Linked DNA regions of Homo sapiens: all the other regions are linked to region 2. Evidence: read pairs that join two places in POLR2A ChIA-PET (ENCODE). Cell type or tissue: MCF 10A. All regions are shown on one strand. Region 1 overlaps SYNPO2 (synaptopodin 2). Region 2 overlaps LOC102723967 (a long non-coding RNA gene). Region 3 overlaps SYNPO2 (synaptopodin 2).

Region 1 (4,000 bases), 110 kb before region 2:
GGTAATAATTCTCAATAAATATTAAAATTATCATTATTTTTCCCAAAGCCACAGAGCTATTGGTTGGGAGAATTTGAGCTCAAATTCAAACATAACAACATGTTTTTGCTAATCTGCACATGTACTGCCTCAATTTTCACACTTGATTTCATGAGCAGGAAAGTTATTTTAGTCCTGTTTATTTGAATAGCTAGAGCAAATATTGCATAAACTATTATTTGCCAGTACTTCTAACATTAATTTATGTGAATGTACACCTGTGTAGCTTGTTGTATTTGTTCTATTTTGGTTTGGTTTTTAGGTTTTAATATTGTACACTGTCATGTTTTTATGAAAACCAATAATTTAGTGTTTTTTTTTTTTCCTGGGGATGGGAAAAAGGTGTTAATGGAGAAGCAAATAAATGTGAAATGAAACAGTTCTGCCCCAGGGAACAGCAGGAAACTTCCCTAAAAGCAGAGGTTCCTAACACAACCTTATACAGCAGGTTGAGCAAAACCTAACTCTAAAAATGGTACTTGCTTTCAACTACAAGACAGGACATTTGGATTCTGTTTAGTTTCCAACTGAAGTTTTGGAAAGTACATCCAGCATTTCCTTTAGAAAAGCTCCAAGGAGTTTCTTTACCTACGAGTTATTCTGAAAAACATTTGTGAAAATGTGGGCTTTTATTTTTATTAATAAATGGCCACAGCTTTCATTTTGGGAGGAATTCAATTGACATTATGATGAGGAGTTTCAGGTCCAGACATCCTGTGTGCCCTTTTCTCTGTAAGCACAGCTGTGAGAGCTACAGGAGCCTCACACTTGGCTTTGCCCAAGCACAGTGCCGGCATCTCTGCGAAGGTTGGTGGCCAAGGAGCCTCCACAGGAAACATGCACCTTCCCCCACCCCAAAGTCATCGAATCGCTTCAGACTTGAGGGTCTCCACATCTTGACAGAAGGCTCAACTTTGATGAAAACTTCTCTGGAAGAACACTCAACTGGTACTTATGGTGACCAAGCAGGTCTTACAGTTCCCTTCCTCAGTTAAAACAACAAAAAAAGAACAAGGTGGTCACACATAAAACAAGAGTCATTGAATTAGGCCAGAGCTAGGCTTTGGAAATTGAATTTAAAGGCCTGGAACTAGGGATCTTAACTGCATACTTTAATGTTTAAACACAGGGCAGTTGACTTGGGAAAGCATCTGAGCTTGGTTCCGGCTGCACTCAGCTGCTTTAGCCTGCTGCCCTTGCCAGAAGACCCTGAATACATTTGAAAGCATCAGGCCCTGGCTCATGATTATGCCTGTGGGATGTTGTGCCCATAGCTTGAGAGGAGGTGTTCATCTTCTGGGGGAGTAAACAGCATGTGAAGAGGTTTCTGGAGTGTAACTGGGAATAGCTAAGGCTTTGGCAAGCTTAAGACTGAGTGAGAGTCAGAGCCTGAAACTGTGACTCAAATTGGCATATGATTCTGAACTTGTTTGCACCATTCTCTAATTGTTTCATGTGTGATCATATCTCCCTAGCAAGCCTGAGGGCATCTGAAGACAGAGAGCATGCTATTTTTGATTTCCCAAAAGAATCTGACAGAGTCACGGACTCGTTTTATTGACTGACAGTCAGTGCTAGCAGTGACTTCAGCTGCAAGTAAAAAAACAGTTTGTGTTCTGAGTAATAAAGGAATGTGTCATATAGTCATGCTTCCATGGAATATCATTGATTCATCATGATAGAAATATCCTGTGAAGCAAACATAAGCCAAATGCACACAGTAACTGGGAATCTTGTGGCACAGACAGAAGAAATAAGTGGATGTACTAAGAGTTAGGGACTTGGTGGAGGAGGCCTAACTTGTGTTCACGCAGGGACACAGACAGAAGCTCTCCAAGGAGACAACACCAAGAGTCCCTGAGAGTAAGCCCTGAGGCTGCAAAGACCCCCGTCCATCAGTAGACCGATCCACTTCACTCATTCATGTACTCTCTAATTCAGATGTTAAATCTTTCATGAATACAGAGATGAATATACATGGCCTCTGCCCCTAAAGGTGAGACATATTTGTAAACAGATACATTAAAACATCAAGCATAATCCCATATGGCAGAGTGATTTAATGAGAAGACGGAAATGGGGCTGGCTTTGCATACAGGTTTTGTGATCTATTATTGGCTGTATGACTTGGATTTTTTTTTAGCCTGTTTTCTCCTCTGCAAGTATGGGTAATAATACCTATCATATTGGATTATTGAAAGAATGAAGGGAGAAACACATAGAACTGACAGCTCACATGGTGCACAGGATGGACCCTCAGGAAATGTTCTATTCCTTTCTCTCACAAAGAAACGTGCAGTGCTGTGGTTGCTCAGAGGCAAGAGCAATGGCTGCCTGAGAAAAGGAGGAGAGACTTCTCCCAGGAAATACATCTTTGCTTGACCCTGAAGAATCAATAAGTCCCTTATTGAATTATTTATTCCGCAGATGTTTACAGAGCACTATTATACACCAAATATTGTGCCAGATGCTGGGGATAAGATGGTGAACAAAACAGACATGGTCCTTGTTCTCATGGATCTTACCTTCCAGACAGAGTGACAGACCAGACCAAACAAATAGACCCAGCAATTCTGAGCAGGGAGGCTAAGCTGGATAATTGGTTTTTGTTTGTTTGTTTGTTTTTGAGACAGAATCTCGCTCGGTCGCCCAGGCAGGAGTGCAGTGGCGCAATCTCAGCTAACTGCAATCTCTGCCTCCCGGGTTCAAGCGATGCTCGTGCCTCAGCCTCCTGAGTAGCTGGGACTACAGGTGCGTGCCACCATACCCCACTAATTTTTGTATTCTTAGTAGAGATGGGGTTTTACCATGTTGCCCAGGCTGGTCTCTGTTTTCCTGACCTCAAGTTATCTGCCCGCCTCGGCCTCCCAAAGTGCTGGGATTACAGGTGTGAGCCACCATGCCCGGCCTAAGCTGGATAATTGTAACCCTCAAATGCATTCAGGGGCTTCCGGCAAGAGCACCAGGTGAAAGCAGCTCCACATGCAGCCTGAACTGGGCCAACAGGCCCTTCCAAGTCAACTCCTTTGGGTTTAAACATAAAATTGTGCAGCTAATACCATCAGTTCCAGGACTTTAAATTCAACTTCCCGGGCCTAGTTCTGGCCTAATTAAATGACTCTTTTTAGTGCGTGACCACTTTTTATTTATTTTTTATTATTTTTTGAGACGGAGTCTTGCTCTGTCACCCAGGCTGGAGTGTAGTGGGGCCATCTTGACTCACTGCAACCTCTGCTTCCCAGGTTCAAGCAATTCTCCTGCCTCAGCCTCCTGAGTAGCTGCGATTACAGGCACGCACCACCGCACCTGGCTAATTTTTGTATTTTTAGTAGAGACAGGGTTTCGCCATGTTGGACAGGCTGGTCTTGAACTCCTGACCTCAGGTGATCCACCCGCCTCAGCCTCCCAAAGTGTTGGGATTACAGGCATGAGCCACCGCACCCGGCCTGTTTTTGTTTTTTTAATTAAGGAAAGGAACTGCATGACCTACTGCTCATTATAACTACCAGTGGAATGCTCTTCAAGAGAAGTTTCCATCAAAGTTGAGCCTTCTATCAAAGTCTAAGATTGAAGTGATTAGACTTTGGGAGACAGAGCAGGGGTGGGGGAGAAGAAGAGAAAGAAGAAAGAGGTATATGTTGCCTATTGAAGCTCCTTAGGCACTGACTTTTGCAGAGATGCCTGAATGGTGCTTGGGGCAGAGCCAAGTAGAGACTCCTGTAGTTCTAACAATTGTACTTAGAGGGAAAGGGGCTGGGAGGACTTCTGGCCTCATATCATCAAAGAATCAATGGGTAAGAAACAGCAGGCAATGCAAAGGGTGAGAGGAGGAGCATTGTAAGCAGAAACAGTACATAGAAATGCCCCGAAGCAGAGAAGTGCTTGGCTGAGGAAGTGAAAGTATAGAATAAAACGGGGAGAGGATAGTGCTTAATGGAGTTCGACTGGAAAGGATTCAGGG
Region 2 (4,000 bases):
ACCAGCCTGGGCAACATAGGGAGACTCTGTCTCTACAAAAAATACAAAAATTAGCCAGGCATGGTGGCACATGCCTGTAGTCCCAGCTACTTAGGAGGCTGAGGTGGGAGGATCACTTGAGCCCAGGAGATAGTGGCTGCAGTGAGCCGTAATTGTGCCATTTCATTCCTGCCTGGGTGACAGAGTGAGACCCTGTCTCAAAAAAAAGAAAAAAAAATGGACAATTCACCTCTTGTAATAGGAAAGAGGGCAAAACATAAAGTTACAGATGCAAGTAAGTTGTCATGTATGGTTGGGGGAATGTGGATTGCTGACGGGAAGTGATGATGAGACAGAATTAAACTGACTACAGTTACCCTCTTGGTCTTTTTCTGTTTTCTACTCTCTGAAGACAATAAATATAATAACTATCATGGGCAGATAAGAACACCACAGCAGAAAATGATTTTTAGAGGAGGTGAGAGATGTCATTGGAGTGGGGGTGGGAGTACATTCCAAGAGTGACTAGTAGAGGGAGCAACCACTTTGACGAATATCATATGACCTGAGCATAAGAACGAAAATCACATTGCTGGACTGAGGGCCTGTATTCTGATGTGCAATGACTGTCATTATGTAAGGAAAGTAGGAAGTGATCAGAAGAATTTAGAAAATCTTATTAAAAGTTGAAATTATATTTAATAAGCAATATTGCTGATCCATGGGGCCCCTGTAAGGTTCTGTGAAGGGGAAGCGAAAGAAGATACTTAAGAAAGATAAAGCTTCCTATTAGTATTGGCTGTATTAAAAGACACCAACAAAGTGGTCTGTTGTTCCAGTCCAACTGGGGTCATCGCTGGCTTGTCTCAAGAAAGATATCAAAGTATAAGTCAACAAGGCTAATTTTATGTAATCACAGCTCACAGAAAAAAATTGTGATGGAAACAACTACTATACAGAAATTATATGGTAGATAGAATTAGGAATAGACAGAGAAAAACAAAGTTGACAAAAGAATCATCAATGTATAATGTAGAATTAATTTCAAAGCTCTAAAGCCCTGCAAATAAAAACATGTTTCATGAGAAATGAACTCTAGAAATCATTCATGTCCAGACAACAGTGATACCTGTGTGAGTCAGAACTAACCGTGCCTATCCTGAAATACTACATTATACCAAGTGAATGGGTAATGGTTGTAAGCTATGTTTCAAAACAAGAGGGCAGTGGGGCACATTGTCCCCATTCCTTATACCCACACCTCAACTCATGACTACCTGAAGTTCAAAGACTTCGTCCTTCAGGAACAATAAACTTTGTTTGTTTTTTGAGATGGAGTCTGGCTCTGCCACCCAGGCTGGAGTGCAGTGGCGCAATCTCGGCTCACTGCAACCTCCGCCTCCCAGGTTCAAGCGATTCTCCTGCCTCAGCCTCCTGAGTAGCTGGGATTACAGGCGCCCACCACCATGCCCAGTTAATTTTTACAATAAACTCTTAGGGCAAAATTTGTTCAAAGAAATTAGCAATCAACATGTAATCTTCGCTTTTAGATTTAACATCTCAAAATAAAACTCTGAGGCTTATATGCCAACCATCAAAACAAATCCTCATTCAAGTTGATGTATCTCGGAGCAGAGTGGTGGTCACACTCAAGGGCAAACCCATCTGGCCTTCACAAAAAGCCCATAGTTTTGAAAAGGCATCAATAAAGAAGGGGCAGATGGAGCTGCCAGCGCACACCACACTTGTATCCAGGAAGTTCCTTGCTCTCTTTTTGGCTGAGTAAATGACTCACTGTTGTAATCTTGAGTAAGTCACTTAAATTCCAAGCATTCAACTTCCTTCCATCCACTAACAATGACCTAATACTAAACATGCTTGAAAAATGATGTAAGACCATTTCCTCTCCATTACCAGCAGCTAAGAGTAACAGATGACTAAGGAAAAAAAAAAAAAGGAATGATCCATAAAGCAAAAGTAATTCACCCTTTATTATAAAACCACTCCCACTAAGTTAGGAGTATTTTTCCTAGGAATGTTTTTGAGCTATTTCAACATGGGTACTGGGATAGCTAATTCAAGAGCTAGGGTTCAGCTTTTTTCACAAAAACAGATTTTCAAACTATGATCTGTTGTCTAGGTGAGAACGAGTGTGCCAGTGTCTTTTAAAAAGTGTTTTATACTGTGTGTCCATGAACTTGTATCCTAATCTTCTAGTTTAATTCAAAAATGCTCACCAAATATAATAAAAGTTTATAGCTTTAGTTCAGAAGCAAATAGTAATTAGAAAGAATGAAGGCTTTAGCCAGTTCACTTTTGTACAATATAAAATGCAGATTAAATTTTTTTTTTTCAAAAAAACCCACAAAGGAAAAACTATAATATGGGGGTTAGGTATGTAGATTTAGCCAACACACCTAGCTTCAAATCTTGGGTCTGTTTACTAGCTCTAGGTTGAGGGAAAGCTTCTTAATTGCTCTAAGTTTTAGACTTTTCATTTGCAAAATGTGGATAGTAATGCCTGATCCATGCATATTGCTGTGAACATTAAGCAAGAAAAAATATACATATAAAAGTTATGCATAAGGTATATATGTAGCAATTAATGCAGTCTGATGCATAATTAATAATTGGGTTTTATAAGTGAGGAAAAAGTTGACCTGTGTAATACAGTAGTTTAATTTTATTCATTTAGTTTTCAGCTATTCAGAGCCTTTATTAAGTTCTTCTTTAGAAAGAAGTAATTTCTCAAATTCTTCAAAATCATCCACCAGGTTTAGAGCAGACATTACACACAATGTTTTGCTTCTCTTTGGTGACCAATGTGACTTCTACAACAAATTCTATTTCTTATCTCTGTGTTATTTCAGATATTTAAGTAATTTAATATTTCAAATATTACTTAAAACTTCCAGTTATTCTTGGGGATTATTTGCATGTCAGACATCAACATGTAGATCATTGCTTTGTTAAGTAGTATCTTGAAATCTAACTGTTTAGCAAAGTAGAAAGACCATAGGAAAAATAGTAATAAAAAAACAGAGGGAATAATCCTTCCCTTCCTCAGCCCTAGAGTATAAATGATTAAGCATCATAATTGCAGGGTTCTTTATGCTTTATACAGTAAAAATAACAGAGAACAAGGGTAACAAACACAGTTCCCTGTGAGCCAGTGGCATGCTTCCCTGCCTACCACATGTCCTAAGCCAAGACTTGAGAAACAGGTGACTTGGCAAAGAAAAAGAAATAGCATATACTCATAGAAAGCCCATAAACCAGAGCAGATATGTAACTTGAAAACCCAACCAAGGGCCTACTACCCTTTTATTGGTTGTGCCTCTTGCCTCTATTGCCTTGTATTACCTCTGTTGGTAGCGATCGAGGCTGTGAACATGGTAAGGAAAAAAAGAAAGACTGCTAAAACTGGCTTGGCACTGAATCCCGTCACACAGCATTACAGGTCTGTGAGCACACAAGCAGAATTTGACTTGCCCTTTTACATATCTTCACTATAACCTTGTCACTTTCTTAACTGAATTTACGGATCTCAGGTTGGTTTTGTCTTTACTATTCTTTACTGAATATTTACATCAAATGGGTGTTTGTTGCTGTCATTATTTTTATTGCTGTTTTGCCAGTTTGTTCAATGAAAATGGCCATAGCCAAATGGCCAAGAATAACTATGCAGAAATATTGCTTGTCATAAATTATATATCCTAATAATATGATAATGATATGCAACTGTTGAGTGCATTATATAACCTCTTATAAATGAATTTCTTCACTTTCAATTTGAATAGAGTTAAAAACTTATCAATTACAAAGTTGTTATGAAGAAGATAATCAGAATTACCCAGCTTGAAGAAAGTCATTTAATTCAGTGTCTTATTTCTATGCAAAAAGCCTCACAACTTATTAAAGACAAAGTTTATATTAAATTACATATAATATACACATTGCACGTATATAAACACACAAATACTTTCGCAGTGGAAATCTACTCTTAAATACTGTTATTTAG
Region 3 (4,000 bases), 78 kb before region 2:
ATAGCTTTTACTACATATATAACTTGTCATTTATGGAGAAATTAGGGGTGCTTTGTAGAAGGTTAGGTATAGTTAAACAGAAACACCACTGTGTTTGAAAAATAGTCAATTCTAGTCAACCAAACTTTCTGGTTAATTGAGAATTAAGTTGAAAATGCTTGTTTCAAGCACTTTGTTGAAAATCTTAGGTATTTTAGGCTCCTTCCTTAGAAAGCTCAGTATATTGAGCATAACTTAATATTTCTTTGATAGGTCAAGATTTTGTGATGGATCAGAATCACTCAATTGTAATTATCAGATGCACAGATGAATTAAAAATGTTTAAATATTAGACCATTAAACTGTACAATTTTTCATTAAAAGGATGCTTAAGAGACAGAAAAGAGAAACAACAACAAAAACTTACAAGCAGCCGGATTTCTCCAGTAAAACCAATATTTGAGGATGGACAAAAGCAGATGATTAGAATAAGGTTTTTGCACGACCAACACAGGTCATTTGGGAATTCAATCTCTTCAAATACCACCATCCCCACATAGTTGTTTAACAATATAAAAGAAACCTTTAAATGTAAAAAACAAAAGAAAACAATGAGGACAATAACAAGGAAAACTACAGCATTGACATTTTTATGGTGTACAAATCACAGTACAATCCATACTGATTTTGCAACGGAAGCTCTGGCTATTGCATGATAATGAATCCAGAAAGGAAAGCTTTGGCTTCCTGGAGAGCAGCTTTTAGGAAGATGTCAGAGGACATCTCAAGATGAACCTCAAGGTCCTCCAGGTTTTTCCTCAACTCTGCAGAAACACTACGCACAGTTACCCCTCTGCTAATCATTCAGTATGATTCTGTTCCGGGATGAAAATGAACTCACTATGGCCAAAATCTTGAGACAACAATGGAAATCTAGCATTATTCTTATAATCTAAATATTTACCCATCAAACTCAGTGTTTAAGGCCTTAGAATCCTTCCTTCATGTTATGAAGAGAAAATAAGTTTATAAAATACATAATTTACTAATACATAATTAAATTTATAAAATAAAAAAAATTACAAAGTAAGTAACTAATTGGTAGGATTCAAAGTGGAATCTCAATTGAAAATCAAGTCAAAAGCAATTATTATCATCACCACCACTACCACTATTTTAAATATCTGAATATTGTTTCCTGCAATAAATATTTCTGTCACTCATATCACTGTCATCTATCAGTAGAGGACAAGTGTTTTTACTTTTCCTGAACTATTGCCCAGAGATAGCTCAGTAAGACTATTTTAAAATAACTCCTTTAACATTCCATCTCTATTATCTTGAATGTTCTTAAAATAAGATTTTAAAAATTCTATAATTGTGACACATAAATTGTGGACTTGATGAATACCTATGTAGACTGATGGGAAATGAATGTTTTAAGGCATAAAGCTTTATTCGCTCATGCTTTTATGATATTTACTCATGTCTATTTATTTTACTTCAGCTGCTGATAAATGTTAATATTTATCTGGCCATTTGTCTGTATTGGTCTACAAGGCTGGCATGAATTGAAACTATTCTCTTCTCAGCTTCACAATTGATTGCTAACGTTATTCAAAGTGATTTAATCTACTTCCATCCCAAGGCCTTCCTAAATTAAAACTCTCTGACCTTTTGGTACCCTCAAATTCAGTTTAACAATGTATTTAACATTTTCTACATAATAATGATCTAATTTGCTAACATCATGCTTTTTTAATACGATATTATAATGTTGTATAAATACTGTATTACAGGGAAGCTTTTCCAATTACTTGCGTATAGAGAAAGGTGCATTTTGTTTAACTGTTAGTTTGTTTTCATTTTGTTTAGTTTTGTTTTGCCAAATGCAGTTGAAAGCAAAGGTAGGAGTAAGTATTTTGAGCATTGGTCGGAAATTGCACTACCACATAAATTCTAAGGTAAATTCCTTTGAGTAGAATCCAAGTAGAAGCTCACGCCCTTCAGCTGACGTGCCTGCATGAGTCATAACTGTCTTTTAAGGAAGGAGGAAAGGGGCAAAGATAATTATGCTGCTTCCAAAATTAAAAAAAATACAAATATAAAAAATGAAGGCATTTCCTACAGCTGTTCTGTGAATAATACCTCTAAAAACATTTACAGTTTAAATTAGAGTTTCAGAAAGAAGTTATTTAACTCTTAAACTGACATTGCTTCTTCTCAGAAACCCAAATTTGCACAGACAACTGGGAAGATCAAAATCAAAGAGCTGTGGTGTACAGCTCTAGGCTCCTTAGCTGAGAGATAAAGGAACAGTTTGACTTCAGATATCCTAAAAAGAAAATGCTCCAAGAAACAGATCCAAATAGAAGAAAGGGAGACATCTCAGATTATAAATACTCCATGACTTAATGATTCATTGCAGCACGGAAAGGATTTCTCTTTACGCAAGAGTACTGGGCTGGGTCCACTTATTACGAAACACATGCTCACTGGGGCTTAAAAAACAGCTTCTATTTCATTCCTTTCAAGAAAGCACAGCCTCTAAAAGGACTAGTTGAGTTATCTGTAAGTTAAGATTGATCTGAAGGTGCTGGATATGTTTATGTGACTTCATAATGTCTAGACCAAAACTTAGTCAATAAGACATTGAAATGCTTTGTCACATTCTAGCAAACTCATTATAAGAGATACCCAGATTCCAAGTACTTACAGATAAACGGGATCCATGTAGTTTTTTAAAAATAAAAGCTGAATTTAGGATGGATTCAGGTTTCATAATCTTGTGTAAGAGTTTCTTTGTGCTTTTAAAAAAGTTTATTTGGTATCTCTTTAAGTAATAATATGAACATGTTGCCACCTTCTGTTTTCAAATATGTTGCAACTGACATTTAGAAGAAAATATTTTGACTATATCACATATTAGACATCACAAAAGTGTCAGGAAGTTCTTTGGCAGATGTAACATAGTCTGATTTAAGTGTCTGGAATGATTTTTCTGTGTGCAGACCATCCAGTGGAATAAGTGAGGCTTTGATATCTGAAAATGAAAACAAAAACCTCGAGCATCTCACACATGGGGGTTATGTGGAAAGTACCACCCTGCAGATTCGACCGGCCACAAAGACCCAGTGCACAGAATTCTTCCTCGCCCCTGTCAAGACTGAAGTTCCCCTAGCTGAGAACCAAAGAAGTGGTCCCGACTGTGCAGGCAGCTTGAAAGAAGAAACAGGCCCGAGCTACCAAAGGGCTCCCCAAATGCCTGACTCCCAAAGAGGACGCGTGGCAGAAGAGCTGATCTTAAGGGAGAAGGTAGAAGCGGTACAGCCTGGGCCTGTGGTTGAGCTGCAACTGTCCCTTTCACAGGAGAGACATAAGGGCGCTAGTGGCCCTTTAGTGGCTCTCCCGGGAGCTGAAAAATCTAAGTCTCCTGACCCAGACCCTAACTTGTCACATGACAGGATTGTCCACATAAATTCGATCCCTACTAATGAGAAAGCAGACCCTTTCCTGAGGTCCAGCAAGATAATCCAGATCTCCAGTGGCAGAGAGTTGAGAGTGATCCAGGAAAGTGAAGCAGGAGATGCGGGACTGCCCCGGGTGGAAGTGATCCTCGACTGCTCTGACAGGCAGAAGACAGAAGGGTGCAGGCTTCAGGCAGGAAAGGAGTGTGTGGATTCTCCAGTGGAAGGAGGGCAGTCAGAAGCACCTCCTTCTCTGGTATCCTTTGCCGTCTCATCAGAAGGCACAGAGCAGGGAGAAGATCCACGCTCGGAAAAAGATCACAGCAGACCTCACAAGCACCGAGCGCGGCATGCACGTAAGTTCTGCCTGGGCTTTCAGAAGGGGCTTGGGAGTTGGGGGCATTTTGCTGCTTCTTTGCTTGCATGAGTTTTTCAGCAAGATTTTTCTTATGTTTCTCATTGGCTTAAAGAAATATTTAATTAATGCACAAAATCACAAATGTGAAATTGTGGAGAATACCAATTTCTAAATAGGAAGCAATAAGTCCGAACTT

Evidence for each region. ChIA-PET counts read pairs that join two places held together with the same protein. Peaks named below come from ENCODE experiments on the same cell type or tissue, not always from the same donor. Only the 100,000 strongest peaks of a DNase experiment are listed, where the experiment ranks them.
Region 1: POLR2A ChIA-PET joins it to region 2 with 22 read pairs; 3 of 35 experiments call an interaction of 5 or more read pairs at or near these places.
Region 3: POLR2A ChIA-PET joins it to region 2 with 19 read pairs; 3 of 35 experiments call an interaction of 5 or more read pairs at or near these places.

The regions. Positions count from the first base shown.
Region 1 is chr4:118,987,962-118,991,961 of GRCh38, forward strand. The region is part of intron 1 of SYNPO2 (synaptopodin 2); the gene reads left to right. Among named protein-coding and RNA genes, the nearest start is that of SYNPO2-AS1, 5.2 kb to the left of the region's middle. In MCF 10A, no CTCF peak of the experiment used is centred here; a DNase peak (open chromatin) is centred at 1,520.
Region 2 is chr4:119,101,664-119,105,663 of GRCh38, forward strand. The region is part of intron 2 of LOC102723967 (a long non-coding RNA gene); the gene reads left to right. Among named protein-coding and RNA genes, the nearest start is that of MYOZ2, 32 kb to the right of the region's middle. RefSeq lists an enhancer at 1,671-1,965. In MCF 10A, no CTCF peak of the experiment used is centred here; DNase peaks (open chromatin) are centred at 1,178 and 1,818.
Region 3 is chr4:119,023,637-119,027,636 of GRCh38, forward strand. It overlaps SYNPO2 (synaptopodin 2), which reads left to right. Exons shown (of 5, transcript NM_133477.3): 3 at 2,991-3,802. Among named protein-coding and RNA genes, the nearest start is that of SYNPO2-AS1, 41 kb to the left of the region's middle. In MCF 10A, a CTCF peak has its summit at 2,820; DNase peaks (open chromatin) are centred at 1,995 and 2,435.